2 separate regions of the Homo sapiens genome follow, and region 2 is linked to region 1. A link is a loop called in an ENCODE intact Hi-C map of the cell type or tissue named here. Cell type or tissue: GM12878. All regions are shown on one strand.

Evidence for each region. Peaks named below come from ENCODE experiments on the same cell type or tissue, not always from the same donor. Only the 100,000 strongest peaks of a DNase experiment are listed, where the experiment ranks them.
Region 2: a loop joins it to region 1, with 4 times the contacts of the local background. A loop is called at or near these places in 5 of 110 quality-filtered maps.

What each region holds. Positions count from the first base shown.
Region 1 is chr7:38,792,445-38,800,444 of GRCh38, reverse strand. VPS41 (VPS41 subunit of HOPS complex) reads left to right here. Exons shown (of 29, transcript NM_014396.4): 8 at 3,581-3,700; 9 at 4,834-4,980. Among named protein-coding and RNA genes, the nearest start is that of VPS41, 110 kb to the left of the region's middle. In GM12878, a CTCF peak has its summit at 3,338 (motif pointing left); a DNase peak (open chromatin) is centred at 3,354.
Region 2 is chr7:39,065,089-39,073,088 of GRCh38, reverse strand. All of the region lies in intron 1 of POU6F2 (POU class 6 homeobox 2), which reads right to left. Among named protein-coding and RNA genes, the nearest start is that of POU6F2-AS2, 56 kb to the right of the region's middle. In GM12878, no CTCF peak of the experiment used is centred here; a DNase peak (open chromatin) is centred at 3,838.

The DNA of each region.
Region 1 (8,000 bases):
CATAAAAAATTCATATATTTAGTGCAGAATAATTATAAAATAAAAATAATATAAAATTTCAGCACGCATTTATCGAATTAGGATTACTTTGTCATGTATCTTTTAGATTTTATAATATATGTGAATACACATTCACATTTTATTTTAAGGACATTGTATTGAATACTATTTTGTCATCTGCTTTTTTATTTAATATGCCCTCATAGCTTTTTCTGTTAATGAAGATACATGCATAAAATAATAATGGATACATACTCATTGTGTGTGCTCCATCGTATTATGCTCCGTCATTCCTCAGTTGTTAGTCCATTTCTGGCTGTTATAAATAGCTCTACATGCATCTTTACTAACTTGTCTGATCATTTCTTAGCGTAAGTTTCTAGGTAGCAACTTCCTGGTGTCATTTTTTTTAAAAGCTTTGAGTCCATGATGCCAAATGATCCTCCAGAAAGACGGTGTCCAAGACCGCAGTTCAGTAGTTTGAAGATACCTCTTTCTCTGCACATACTCCACTGTACCCCCCACCCCACATACCCATGCCTGATCATATCATTTTGATTCGTCTTTATCAGTTCATTCTTTTTCCTTCATCTATCAATTCTAGAAACATTGCTGTATTGTTTTGAGTGTTGATTTTATAAAATGTTTTACTATCTGTCTGGATGAATCCATTCCTCCCCCTAAATTACTTAATTTTTTAAAAATTCCTGTTATTCTCTCATTTTTTAAAATGAATTTTTAGCATTTTTTGAATTTCTAGAAATAATCCCTTTGGATTTTTTTGGACTTGCATTAAAATTATAGGTTAATTTAATGAGACTTAAGCTCTTTAGTGAGAATTGGAGTCTTACTATCCATGAATAATGTGCCTTTCTGTTTATTGAGTTCTCCTTTCGTATCCCTCAATGAAATGTTTTTGTTTTGTTGTGTAGCGACATGTCATGTTCATTATTAACTTTTAAATCTAGATTTTCCTTTTTTTTACAACTTTGATTGTATCCCATAAAGTTTAGGTTTATAGTATTTCTCATTTTCAAAGTACTCTGGTTACCATATGAATTCCTCTTTTACCCAAAGATTGAGAATGTTTTTTGTACCATTTTTGTTTTGTATTGTTCTTTCTCTCATTCTTCGTTATTAATTTCTTAATTTTGTTGTTACATGAGAATTATGATGATAAGAATTAGATTTTACTTTTAAGTTCTTTTGTTTTTTTTGAATGTCTTGTTATTCATATGGAGTCACAAGTTGGGGATTACTCCCTGGATAATTTGTATTCTTTTAAATGCAGGATTTTTCCATAGGTGCCTGCCTTTTGTCAGAGTGCCTGCTTTCCTTCCTACCTGGGACAGCTACAGTGCTGGCTACATGCTTGGGGACCCAACCCTTTGTGTTTCAGAGTAAGACTGGCCACTCCCCTTCGTTCCTGCCCCATTACACTGAGTGTAGGGGGTGTTGTGGCATTCTAGTACCTGCCTGACTTCCCAGGCAGGCTTTTTCTGGGGGAATGAGTTAAATCATGGCCTTCACTGGAGTCTTATTATTAGCATATTTTACATAATTTTTAGCTTAAAATTTGGAGCATATTTAACTTTTTCAACACAGGTGCAGACTGTTCTCCTCTTAGTACTACATTGGTCATTTCTAGGTGGGAATTGGTGAGGGAAAGGAATTCGATGCTGTGTCCCACCCTGCTGTTCTCCCGGCCATCCTGCCAACCCTTCATTCCAGCAGGTGATTATTGAGCACTCACTGTGCTTCACCCATTTCGGACGATCACCTCCATCAGATCCAGGCCACAGATAGAAGATAGACATTTTGATCTTATCAATTCATCATGTTTAATTGTTGTGGCCAGGCGTGGTTGCTCACACCTGTAATCCCAGCACTTCGGGAGGCCAAGACCGGTGGATCACCTGAGGTCAGGAGTTCGAGACCAGTCTGGCCAACATGGTGAAACCCCGTCTCTACTAAAAGTACAAAAATTAGCCAGACATGGTGGTGCATGCCTGTAATCCCAGCTACTTGGGAGGCTGAAGCAGGAGAATCACTAGAACCCAGGAGGTGGAGGTTGCAGTGAGCTGAGATGGTGCCACTGCACTCCAGCCTGGGTAACAGAGTGAGACTCCATCTCAAAAATAAATAAATAAAAATAATTGTTTTTAGCTGCCTGTCTTTAGTGGGGCATAATCTTCTCTGTAGCAGGAACTGTATGCTCAGCCTTTCTCCCCCTTTCCTACATTTCTGGGGTCTGTTCTCTGTTTTCTGCAAATGGGAGGAAGAGGCTGAATCACAGTCTGGGGACACTCCCGAAGGCCTCTAACTGTGGGGGTAGGAAGGCATGGTAGTAGTGACTTCTGAATTGGAACCTGGGATAGGAGAGGACAGGGTGGGTTAGAAGGTCTCTGAGAATATATCTGATGGGAAGATGGGGCTAAGTATGGTCAGAAGAATCCCTGCCTCCAGTCTCCCTGTGGAAGTTGTGAAGTCACACAACTTCAAACTGTCGTAGCATTTTAAAGTAACTGTACTTTGCTTACTTGTGATGATGGACATCATATTTAATTTTAGGGATTTTATTTTGTGCTTCCTCTGCCTGTATTAGTCTATTGAGAAAGATATACAGGAAATACAAATAAAATGTGAATTTACTCTCTTTCCCCTGTTAACCTGTTTCCCCTGCCTCTTTTGGGGTGGGTAGAGGACATAAAATATACTAAGGTAGACTGAAATTGCTTGTAGTGGTAGGAATTTTAGTAATTCTGTTATGGAATCTGTTGTCAGCATTTGCTTTGAAAGGATAAACATGTGTTTCAGGATTGCATGCCTTAAGTTACATACTGTATAAATGTCTTTTCTTAAAGGATTTAAATGGAATATGTCAAGAAAAATATTTATTGTGTTCTTAATAATGTATGACTTCCTAGAATTACATCTTTATTAATCGTAGAGGTTTTTGACCAGTTATATTTTATATTAAAATTTATCCAGCAGGTTTTTTGAATGATAGAATCTTCCCGTTAAAATAAAGACCCTAGATACTATGAAATTTCTAAAGAAGCTTAATTCCAATTGTTTTTTTATTTTGTGACATGAATTACTGTTCAAAAGTCATTGTTCAATTATTTGAGTCAAATGAAAAACATAGACTGTTTCTATTACAGTTTAATCTGTGACTAATATCTTATTTTCAGTGAAAAACTTAAAAGAGGTTTTGATTTCCCAATTTACAAAATAAATTAGTTCCCGGACAATCATTTGAAGAACTTTTGCGATACAAATCTTTTGATTAACTAATGTGCATTATTTTCCATGAATCTTGGTGTTTTGGTGCCACCTTGTGGCTTGGCCTTGTAGTAACTTCAACACTCATCCATTTTAAACAACTTCCTGGGGAGAATATGATGTGCTAGGAATTCTTTCCAAGGTACAAATAACATACTACTGTAAGTCTACATTAAAGACGTCGAGAGTGACTTGTTTGTTATTTGGTCACGAGGATAGGTAAAACTAGTAAGTAAAGAACCTGATACATTATTTTCAGTTTCTAAGATTCTTTGTTTATGCTTTTTGTCCCTAGCTGCTACTGTTTGAACGGTCTTGGATGAACAGATGGAAGTCTGCTGTTCTGCATGAAGGGGAAGGGAACATAAGGAGTGTGAAGTGGAGAGGCCATCTGATTGCTTGGGCCAATAATATGGTAAAAAATATGCCTCTGTCTTCCTAATGCTTGTTCAGTGGCAGAAGAATGGCCAACTTGATAGGGCTGTAATGAAGGGAAAAGATGCCACTTGCTGTGGTGGTGATTTCTAAAGGGTGTAAGGACGATTGGTATCATACCTAGGAGGTTAAAGAAATTAGATTGCTTTTGGCTTTCATAATATAGTAATTCCCAACATATTCTGGAATCTATTTTAGAGTAAGAAACCTGAGGCATGGAGAGTAGCCAAGAAAATGAAAAGCTATCTTAATAATTGAAGGACTGCATTGGGAATGGGTCTTGAAAATATCATTTGCCTGTTGGCCAAAGGCAAGTAAGAGTTGATATGAAACAAGTGCAGAATATTGCTGATTTCTCTTTTACTCCCAGTATAATCATAGACAGAAGTATAGACCTGTCTGTAAGAAAGTGGATCGTAATTTTCAGTGCTGCATTTTAACTTAAAGTTTACTTGCTATGAATTGGGGCTAGTAGGAAGTTTTAAAAATGGTCTTTTTGACATCTGGCATATCTTTTGAAACATCAAGGTATAATTTAGTAAATCGGTTCTATTCAGTTTTAAATGGTAGAAATCTGCCTAGACTCTACCTTTTTATTCTGGACTTTTCTTACTTCTCCTGGGTCACGATGAAGGTAAAACAAAGCTGTGGTCTCTTGGTTCATTTTTAGTTAGCTGCTTGCCTGATGTTTTCATTTGAGAACTTTAAAATGTCAGATGTAGTTTTCTTTATATAGGTGGCTTTTCAGACTCAAAGCCTTTCTAAAAAACAAACTTCATTTTTCATGGTGGAACGATAAAATTAGAAATGTTACTTGTCTGTCAGTTTGGAAATGCAGCTATTGATGTTTGTACATTTCATGTTTCTGTTGGGTTTGAGTCACCCATGCCATCTAAGAAAATCTCCTTTGTCCAGAAAGAAGGGTGGAGGTTTCCTTGTGGTTTTAGTTCCCACAGGGTTTGTGTGGAGCAGGAGCATTTTCCTTGCATGCTCAGTAAACACTGCTAATATTTCTCCGTGCTGGTTATTGGTAGTATGTAGCAGGGGCTGTTAATAAGTTTTCTGTTACTTTCCTCCTGAGTAGAGGATGCTTACTGCTGTATTATTTTCCAGGGTGTGAAGATTTTTGACATCATCTCAAAGCAAAGAATCACCAATGTGCCCCGGGATGATATAAGTCTTCGCCCAGACATGTATCCCTGCAGCCTCTGCTGGAAGGACAATGTGACACTGATTATTGGCTGGGGGACTTCTGTCAAGGTGGTTTTGCTTGTCTTTATAATAAGTCCGTGTTGTTATAGATCCACTGAGGGTGGTCCAAAGGACTGTGAGTCTTGATTGGCTTCTAGGACCCAAATCTTTTCACTTGGATGTTATTGTGACGTGATTACCATTTAATGCTCAAATTATTTCCTGTGCATAAGTTTTAAGATGTATTCTTTCTTTTCCATGGCATGTAAAACTATTTGTGAACTTTTTCGTGTTGAGAATGGTGCTGTCTTTTTCAATCTTCTTTTAATTTCTCACATCCCAGCTGGCCTTAGCTATTTACAGAACATGGGGTTAGTTTTGTTGTTTAGTCAGGTTTTCTTCTCTTTATTATTCTTTTCATTTTCCCTTAGCTTTGACCCTTCACTTCTTCATTAGAGTTATTGATAGTGGAGAGAGAAGGTTAAAATTAAATCATCCTGCTGCTTGGTAATAATTTGATAGAGTAGAGACCCAGACTTATCATCAATAATAAGATTTGGGCATATTTTCTGAAGTTTAATTATCTGACCCTTATGCGCCTGGGTAAATGAAATTTAGCTGTTCTGTGAAAGGGGGCCCAAAGCTCATTCACATTTATTTTATGCCTACTAGTGCTTCTGTTATATTAGATACTTCAGAGCCAAAAGTTGTTTCCCTTTAAAAAATAGACAGCTTAATTCGAACAAAATAAACTAAAAATTAGTGGAAGTATAAAAATGGCATGAGAGAGTATCCCAGCAGTAGTCTCATGGAAGAGCTCAGGCTTTGAGGCCAGACAGACCTGGGATCAAGTCCAGCTTCTCCATTTTCCTTTGGGATCCTCTGTGAGCCTTACTGTCCTCATCTGCAAAGTGGTAGTGCTAATTGTTCTCACATCACAAGTTTTGGGGAGAAATAAATGAGCCAATGCATGTAAAGAGTTTTGCATAGAATCTGATGTAATTGCTTAATAAATGTTAGCTGTCATTATTATATAAAGTTCTAGCAATGTCATGAAGGGGACGTGGCTATTTAAAATGTACTCTTCTCTGGAAAGGGAAAGTGGAAAATTATTAATGTAATGATTGTTATTAGCAAAACAAACATTGTTACACTTCAGGCCCTCCCAGCCCTCATGTTGTTATCATTCAGGTTCTTTTTTCTTCATGTGTTACATGAACACAACCTGATTTATATTTAGGGTAACAGGAAGGAAACTGTGCCTATATCGTAGGATGGAAAAAGGGATTCCCTGGGCTCCCTGTCCCACGTGTGTGGTTACTCATCCAATAAATTTATATTCTTAGTATTTTAAAAATCCCTTAAATGGACCAGGTTGCTTGTTAGTTTTAAAGTTCTGATTTTCTTTTCTTATGGTGAAAGACAAGGAAAATTAGCCTGTAGAAATATGTAACAAGTTTACTCATTACTCCCAGAAATTCTTTCTCTGGTATGCTGAATAATGGCCCCAAGGATAGCAAGCCCTAATTCCTAGAACCTATAAATGTTTCTTTATATGACAAAAAGGTAAATATTACTTTATTTAGCAAAAGATATGATTAAGTTAAGGATCTTGAGATGGGGAATTAACCTACATTATCTGGGTGGGCCCTAAATGCAATCACGTTTATCTTTATGAGAGGGAGGCAGAGGGAGATGCTAACATGGAAGAGAGGAGGAGAAGGCAGTACCACTGTGGAGGCAGAAATTGGAGTGAGGTGGTCAGTGAATGGTGGCAGCCACCAGAAAGCTGGAGGAGACAGCAGATTGTCCCCTAGAGCCTCCAGAGGAAGTACAGCCTTGCCAACACCTTGATTTTAGCCCAGTGAACCCAATTTCAGACTTGTAGCCTGCGGAACTGTAACAGATGTTTAAAACAACATCTCTGTTGTTTTAAACCACCAAGTGTGGCAGTCTGTTATAGCAGCCATGGGAAACATATACCCTTTCTTTATGCCCAAGTTAAGATCCAGCTTCTATACAATTTTTATGTCAAATATTTCATTTTATTGGAGGTTCCTTTTCTTCAAACTCAGTTCTATATGTTGAGCACTTCTCAGTGTAGACTCTTAGTGAGTTCTGTTGAAGGAAGAGGAGATAAGGACGTGGTCTTTCTTCAGAGGGACAGCAATCTTGTTGGGGAGAAGCAACCAGAAACAGTAAAATAAAGTGTGCAATTGGACCTTACCATTTACTTCATTCATTCATTTGCCCAACAAACGTTTACCAGGTGCCTGCAGTGTGCCAGGCAGTGTTCTAGTGTTGCAGAACACAAATATACAAATGAATGAGTTCCTTCCCTTGGGAAATTTATGTTCTAGTGAGGAAGGTGGACAAAAACAAGTAAGTATAGCATGTTGAAGGTGGCAAATAAAAAGGAGAACATTTTAACAGGATAATAGGAAAAGGGATTGGGGTAGGTACCATTTAATATAGGGTGGTCCAGGGATGGCCTGTCCAATAACTAATATGTTGTTTGGTCAGAGATCTGGAGAGAAAAGTTATACAGCTCTATGGGGGCCTGGGGTAGGAGGTGTTAGCAGAAGGAGCAGGAGTGCAAAAATTCTTGAAGCAGGAGTGTGATTGGTGTGCTTTTGAGGAACAGCAAGGAAGCTGTTTGTGTCAGAGTGAGTGGAGCAGATGTGGAGGAGAGGGATGTAAGTGGGGGTCGGGGAGGGTGTGGTGGAGGAGCAGGTGATGTTGGAGCCCAGGGGCCCTTGAGAAGTCTTTGGCTTTTAATTTGACTGAGGTAGGAAGCCAGCACAGGGCTTTGAGCTGTTGTGGAGTCAGTTAAGTGATCTAACTTGTATTTTGGAAGGATCTCTGGTTGCTGTGTGGAGCTAAACGGCAAAGGGGCAGTCAAGAGGGGAGACCAATTAGGCTACCGCAGTCATCTCCATAAAAAATAATGTTGTCTCAGGTCAGTGTAATGCAGCTGGTGAGAAATGACCAGATCCTGGATATATTTTGATGGTAGACTCTGCAGTATTTGTTGACAGTTGGATGTGGGGTGTAAGATCACAGTCACCTAACATACTGGAAGGTGAAAC
Region 2 (8,000 bases), 270 kb before region 1:
TGCTAGGGACAATGAGAAATGTAAAGATCTAGAAACATTAGCTACCATAAAAAAAGTCACCATCTAGTAGACATCAGCAAAGGGAAGAGAGTAATTGTATTCGGCATCTTCTTTGTGCCTGTCTACTTTCACAGTAATAACATTTTCTTAGCACCCTGATCATGTTTACGCAATGTGTTCTATGTATGTAGATTAGGCATGTGCACACACAAACACAATGCCCTCTCTTGGAAGCACTGTCTTGACCTCATCATGGTTGCTAATAAATAAACATGTCGCTCCACGCAGGGAGTTTTGACTGGTTTTCTAGGCTTTGTTTCTCATTTTAGGGAGATAATCGGCAACTGACAACCCACCATCTCACACTCTGAAGCTCACACAGTGAAACGAGGTTTCCACACAGCCATTCAAGATTGGCACTGCTGGATGGAACAGATGAAGCATCTGAGTTGCTGTTTCTCCCTGCGTATTTGTAAAGAATTGCTGACTTAATATCCTCAAGCACCTAGAATGGCTAACGTGTTGTCAAGGGGAAAATCAGACCCATTTTAACAAGTCAGTAAGACACCTTCATAAAAGCATGTAAAAACAGGTGAGCCGAAGTCTTCATAAACAATTGGCTCTGTTAAGTGGGTTTAGGGGCTTATCCCATATCCACTTGCTAACATTAATTTGCTTAGACAAATTGTTTAAGGGAAAAATGCATCATAGATTGAAGAAAGACAACAACTCAATGCTGACTGAATTACCCAAATTTTAATATGTAAGCGAGGTCTGTTCCTATGAACTGATGTACCTGTGCCCCAAGAAAGCTTGATCCTCCACGGCTGGAATTTAGCCTCATTACACAATCAATCCTCTTTCATGCTACTCCACTGAGCTTCTGCACTATAACTCCACAGGGGCATGCACTTTGCCTGAAAAGTTTTCTGTTTCCCCACAACACAAATGAGAGATGAAATATTGCTGGGTTCTCCTACTTTCTCTCATACCTCAACTACAAGGGCCCATGTATCTACCTTTCTCCATGCAGCTGGTTCCTGTCCTGATGCCCTGTGAGATTTGAGCTCTGTCTGCAAGTCTTGCCCTTGGTGTTCCAATCTTGTGAGTACTTATTTCCTTAGTATGCCAAGCAAAACTCTAATCAAGCCTGCTGAATACTTCGTTAAAGTAAATCAGCAAGAAATCATCTTTTGAATTAAAATAAGCAGAAAAATCCGAATTAGTGTTAAGATAAACGAGGAAATAAATGCCCAAATTTTGATATAAAAATAGTCAACCTCAATAGACTTTTAAACCCTGAATACATTTTTAAAATCCAGTGGAAAACAGTTTGATTTGTTGTTGCACAAAGACTGTTAGAAATTTTTTCTCATTTAACTTTGATATTGTGTGTGTGTGTGTGTGTGTGTGTGTGTGTGTGTGTGTGTGTGTTTCTTTAGAGATGGGGTTTCACCATGTTGCCTGGGCTGGTCTTGAACTCCTGGGTTCAAGTGATCCTCCCACCTCAGCTTCCCAAAGTGCTGGGATTACAGGTGTCAGTCACCATACCTGGCTTTGGTAGTGTTTTTAATGTTATTTATTTATCCAACATGCTTATTGAGTGAGTACTATATGCCAAGGGTCCCCAACCCTTGGGCCACAGACCAGTCTGTGGCCTGTTAGGAACTGGGCCACACAGCAGGAGGAGAGCGGTGGGCAAGCAAGTGAAACTTCATCTGTATTTATAGCCACTCCCCATAGCTCGCATTACCACCTGAGCTCTGCCTCCTGTCGGATCACTGGTGGCATTAGATTCTCGTAGGAGCACAAACCCTATTTGAACTGCATGTGTGAGGGATCTCGGTAGCCCATTCCTTGTGAGAATCTAATGCCTGATGATCTGTCACTGTCTTCCATCACCCCAAGATGGGACCTTCTAGTTGCAGGAAAACAAGCTCAGGGCTCCCACTGATTCTATATTATGGTGAGTTATATAATTATTTCATTATATATTACAATGTAATAATAATACAAGAAATAAAATGCACAATATATGTAATGTGCTTGAATCATCCTGAAACTGTCCTCAGTCTATGGAAAAATTGTCTTCCATGAAACCAGTCCCTCGTGCCAAAAACGGGGACCACTGCTATATACCATCCACTCCTCTAAGTGATGGGAACACCTCATTGAACAAGACAGATCAAGTCCAGGGCCCTCTTGCAGCTAAAATTACAGTGGGAGAGACAGGCAAAAGCGAAATAAGTAAATACGATGTTGAGTAGTAACGAGTATTATGAACAAAAACAAAGCAGGGCATAGGGTGACCTGGAGGGGTGTGGGTATGTAACTTACATAAGGCGATCAGAGAGGTCTCACAGTGAAGGGACCCGTGGGCACAGCCACAGTGCCTGAGGGGAAGGGCATGTGAGCATCACAAGGCCATGTGGAGGGAAAGGCCCTGCGCTGGAGGCCTGTTTAGTGCCCTCTTGGGGAGAGGAGGCTGGTGGGGCTGAGAAGTGGGTGGGCATGGGTGCTAGAGAAGTGGCCCATGGCCAGATCTAGTAGGCCATTTTTTGGCCATTGCAAGGACGTGGAATTTAATTCCAATCATGAGAGAAAACCACTTGAGGGTTTTGGGCAAGGCATGACAAGGTCTGATGTGCCTTCCAAAAGGCTGCTTTGTGGGGAGGCAAAAGCAGAAGTGTGGAGGCAAAAGCAGAAGTGTGGAGGGAGATGCCTGGTAGTTTAAGCACTAGACACATTTTGAATTAGAAATAAAAGATTTTAAAAGGTTTACTGGGCCATAAAAAAGCTGTTATTCTCATAGAACTAGGGAAAAAATTCAATAACCCATATCTTACGAAAATTCAAATTTAAGTCATTTTTTTCTTACTATCTTACCACAACGGTCTTTATATCAACCAAATTCCTTTTGAGAATCAAATAAATCATCTCTCAGCTTTAGCTGCCTTTGCAGAACCAGTACTGGCTGCTTCCTTCTTGCCTGTCAGGCTTAATTGGATTATTACCAAAGCTCCCTGGGCACGTGTGGCCAGTGAGGAAGGGAGTGAGTCCCTAACATCACTGAAGTCTGTTCTTCCTGACTCTGGACTAGCTCCCAGCGCAGTCTTAAAAAAGCCACTTTAACTTATCTGAATACAGCTGACCCTTGAATTACACAGGTCTGCACCACAAGGGTCCACTGATACGTGAATTTTCTCCTGCATCTGCCACCCCTGAAACAGCAAAACTGGCTTCTACCCTTCCTCCTCCTCCTCAACCTACTCAAAGTGAAGAGGACAAAGATGAATACGTTTATGATAATCCACCTGTACTTAATAAATAGCAAATATATTTTCTTTTCCTTAAGATTTTCTTAATAACCTTTTCTTTTCTAGCTTACTTTATTGTAATAATCCAGTATATAATACATATAACATACTAAATAAGTGTTAATCGAATGTTTATGTTATTGGTAAGGCTTTTGGTCAACAGTAGGCTATTGGCAGTTACGTTTTTGGGGAGTCAAAAGTTGCATGTGGATTTTGCACTGCAAGGAGATTGATGCCCCAACCCCTGTGCTGCTCAAGGGTCAATTTTATTTCCTTCAGCTAAAATAAAATCTGTCACTTCCCAGTGGGACTTAAAAACCATGCACGGTCTTGAGCTCGTCAGAAAATGAATATCACCTGCGGGACTCTCCGGGCATGAAAGCCCTTCCTCACAGCCTGGGCATCAGCCCGGAAAAGCCCTCTGCTCCACCTTCCCAAGCAAGTCTCTTCTCTAACACTCAGTCCCTGGCATTCTGGGCTTTTTGACCTAGTCTCACATGATAAAAAGCCCCTTTTCAGCTGCTAATGGTTTGTACTGACCTCAGTTTAGGGACCGCTGCTTCTAAGAGCCCTTGTCTCAATGCAGCTTTTAGCTCTGTGGTGACACTGGCAAGGAGCTTGTGCTTTTTAAGTCTCAACTTCAATCCTCCCCACCCATTGTCAACTATTCTAAGCCACTCAAACCCACAGTGGGCAATGTCGCAGAGGTTCTATATTCTGTACAGAAGGCAGATGCTTGGTCCACTCTCCACAATTTTTATGTGTGATCCGCAGGTCCTGTGGATCAGAACCCCAGGGGAGTCAGGGGGTTAAATATAGATTTCCGGATCCTTCCTCAAACTGCTAAATAAGAATCTCACAGGGCAGGGCTCAGCAATCTATGCTTTTAATACGTTCCTTGGAAAATTTTTATGAATGCTAAACAGTGGGAACCCCTATCCTAAAGATATATTCTGAGGAATCAGAAAAGAAGAGTTATCAAGTTTCCCAGCATTTCCAAAGAAAGCAGGCCACAGCAATACACAGCTTTGTAGTAACTTCTAAATAGAAGAAAACTTTTCATGAGTTCCTGTTATTCTGTCCTCTGGGCTATAAAATTTGGAGTCTTGAGCTATTTATTTCATATTCTTTATATTTCAGACTCTATCATTTAACCTTTCAAAATTGCTCTTCAACTTGACAGTCTACATTTATTTTTTAAAGCCATATTTTCCCTGAGTTTTAGTTTAGGATTATGGAACTTACTGTAGACATTTATGAAAATTATATATATATATATATGCATGTACTAGGTGTATATATAATCTCTGTTATCTTTCTTGGTGTTTTTAGAATCAGACTGCATGTACAAGTTAGCATCCTGCTTTTATAATTCACTTTTTCATTCAATAAATATTTATTAAGGGCCTAATATGTGCTTCCAACTAGGTCTTGGACAGTGGTCTTTAAAATGAGGCCTGTGCACGTTAGGGGATGTTGCGAGACAGGGCACTGATGTACAGTGAGAAAGTATTAGAATTTCTCCTCTTATTTCACTTCTTGTAATTTTATTTTGTGTGTGTTTTTTAGTGGCAAAAATGTATGCTATAAAAAGAACTACATAGATAAATATCAATATATTAAGAGTGCATGGTAAAAATTATTTTCATTGATAAGGCTGGGCTATCAAAAAACCAGGCAATCTCTTGATTTAAGATGTGTCCAATTAGTCACACAAAAAATAAAATTTTGACAGTTTTAAATACATTCTCAGGAGTGAAATTACGGGTTAAAAGAACGTGGACCATTGCCAAATTGCCTTCAAGATCAGGTGGTGGAAAATTTATGTTCTCAGTGTATGAGAAAGCCTCTCTTTTGTATTATCCTTAAAATTTTTTTCTAACCTATTAGATGGAAAGTGGCATTTTATTAATGTTTTAATTTGCATCTCATTACCAAGGTTAAATTTTTCAAGTTTATTAGCTAATTAAGTTTCTTCTTTTATAAATTACTCACATCCTTTACCTGTCTTTCCACTGGGGGTCTAAGTATTTTTCTCATTGAACTTTATATAGATTTATAAAAGCAATAATTATAAAAATGTAATAACTGACATTTATTGTGTTGCACACTGCCTGGGCTATAAATACATACTTGATTTTGACACCTTGCAACAACAAAGACTGGTATTGTTATTTTCCCCATTTTATTGATGATGACATTGAGATTAGTGAAAATTAAAATGTAATTTAGCTGTAATTCTGATTCCAAATTGTATGCATCCCAAATATTTTTTCTAGAATTTGTTATTTCCGTTTGATTTTTATTAATGTTAGTTTTTAAAAAAGATTTTAAAATTTTTATCCAGTCATATTTAACCTTTATGTTTTATTTTATTACTTTTATGAAAAGAAATCACTTCCCTGTCCACAAAAAGACATGCATATACACCCATTTTTAAATTTCCTATTATTTTAGTTTAAAAATAATTCTATAGTCTCTGGAATTTGAATGGGTATATGGCATTAAATGCAAATCTCACGTCTTCCCAAATAATCAAATTTTAGAGCATAATTAGTTGAATAATCCATTGGCATATTATGCTTGCTTTTTTTTTTTTTTAGTCAAAGTAAGTTCTAATGAAATTCCAGGTCTATTTTTGAACCATATATAGTGTGATGATATATAATGCCATATATATGTGTGTATACGTTAAGTGTATATATATGCCATATACATAATATATACATTTTATATTTCTAAATATGATTTATAAATAAGTATATTAATATATGAATTATATACAATGCATATATATGATGATGTATAATGCATATATTTTAATGGTATATTTCTGTTATATTAATATGTTATAATAATATGATATTATATATTATATAATACACTATATATAATGCATAATATGCTACATATATTATATAACCTATATAATAGGGCAAAAATCATCTATATGCTATTCTTCTTTGTCAAAAACGTCTTAGATATTCTCAGCTCTTTATTTCCCAGATGAACTTTAGAATCATTTTGTCAAATTCTAAAATAAAAAGGGGGGGAATAAATGTCATCTTTATAATATTCAGTGTTACCATCAACACTTGCTTCTTCTATTTATTTAAATTTTATTTTATTATTATCAGGAAGATGTTGTCATTTCCTCCATACCTGCTACAGACATTTTTGTTTTAAAATTTCCAAATATTTTATGTGTTGTTTATATTGTGAATGAAATCAATTTCTTTTTCTATAATCAAGTTATATGTGGTCATTGCTCTTATATAGAAAAGCTATTGAGTTTTCGGTTGATTCTCTTAGGACTGTACACATATATATTCCTATTTTTATCAAATTAAAATAGATGTCCCCTTTTCACTATTTATGGCTATTTCATATCTCATAACACTAAGCAAAATAATACTTAACAATAGTGATATAAGGCATTCTTGTCTTAGCCTTGATTTTAATTGGAATGCTTCTTGCATTTCACTGAAGTAAGATATTTGAAGCATATTTGGTGTTGGTTTAAGAGAGATTAGCTTTGTCAGGTAAGAAACTTCCAATTCATCCAAAAAAATTAAACCAGAAATGGCTGTTGTATTTTATCAGTTGTTTTCTTTTTTTCTTTCGAGTTAACCTAAAGTATCGTGCAGATAAGTTTCCTAATAGTAAAGCATCTTCGGATCCAGGAATATTCTGAGTTAACTGTCAAGCCGAATTTGGGTTTCAGAATATCTTATTGAGTATTTTGCATTGATACCTTTATAAATAAAACTAGTTTACAAGTTTTTTCAATTGCTCTGTTGTGGGTTAATATCAAGACAATTGGCTTATAAAATTATTCCAGTCCTTTTCAATATTTTTTTATCTCTGGAATAATTTATGAAGCATAAGAATATGTGTCTTTTGAAAATTTGAGATTATTTACTAGTAAAATTATCTGTACTAGCAGCCACATATTTTCTTTCTTTTTCCTCTTGGAGGGATTTTTAAATAATTTTATAATTTTACTATAGTAGTACCCTACTTATTTATTGGTCAATTTGGATCATTCATCTTTTCTTATAAATTCATCTATATACAAGATTTTCAAGTATATCCGAATGGAATTGTATGTTATATTATTTTATCACTTTAACATCCTTCATATTCATTGTTAAATCTTCTATCTCACTCATGCTTTTTTTCCCCTATTTTATGTTGTTTAGATTTAGCAAATATTTATTTTATTGGCTTTCTTTTTCAAAGACCTGTTACAATTATCAACTTAAAGAATTTGATTTCTTCTTTTATTTTCATTATCTTTCTACCCAATGTCTTTAAGCTTCTTGATTTTCACACTTTTGTGAATTTATTTATCCGTTTAAAAAATAATGAGAGAATGTAAGGTTATGAGTTTGTTCTATCTTGTGAATTATCATATTCATGTTTTAATACTTTTAAAATTAATAAATAGCCCATCCTGTGATGTTATTTTATTCTTTGACCCAACAGTTATTTTGGAGATGTTTTAAATTTAGTGGAGGGTTTTTACAAATTTGTTCTCTATTATTAATTTTTAATTGTAACCGATTATGGAAGAGACTGTGTTTTTGAATTCTTTTTTGGGAGAATTTATTAAGGCTTGTTTTATGGTCAGCTTTTAAATGATCTACAGATACGTAAGATCAAAGTATCTTCTATGTTTAT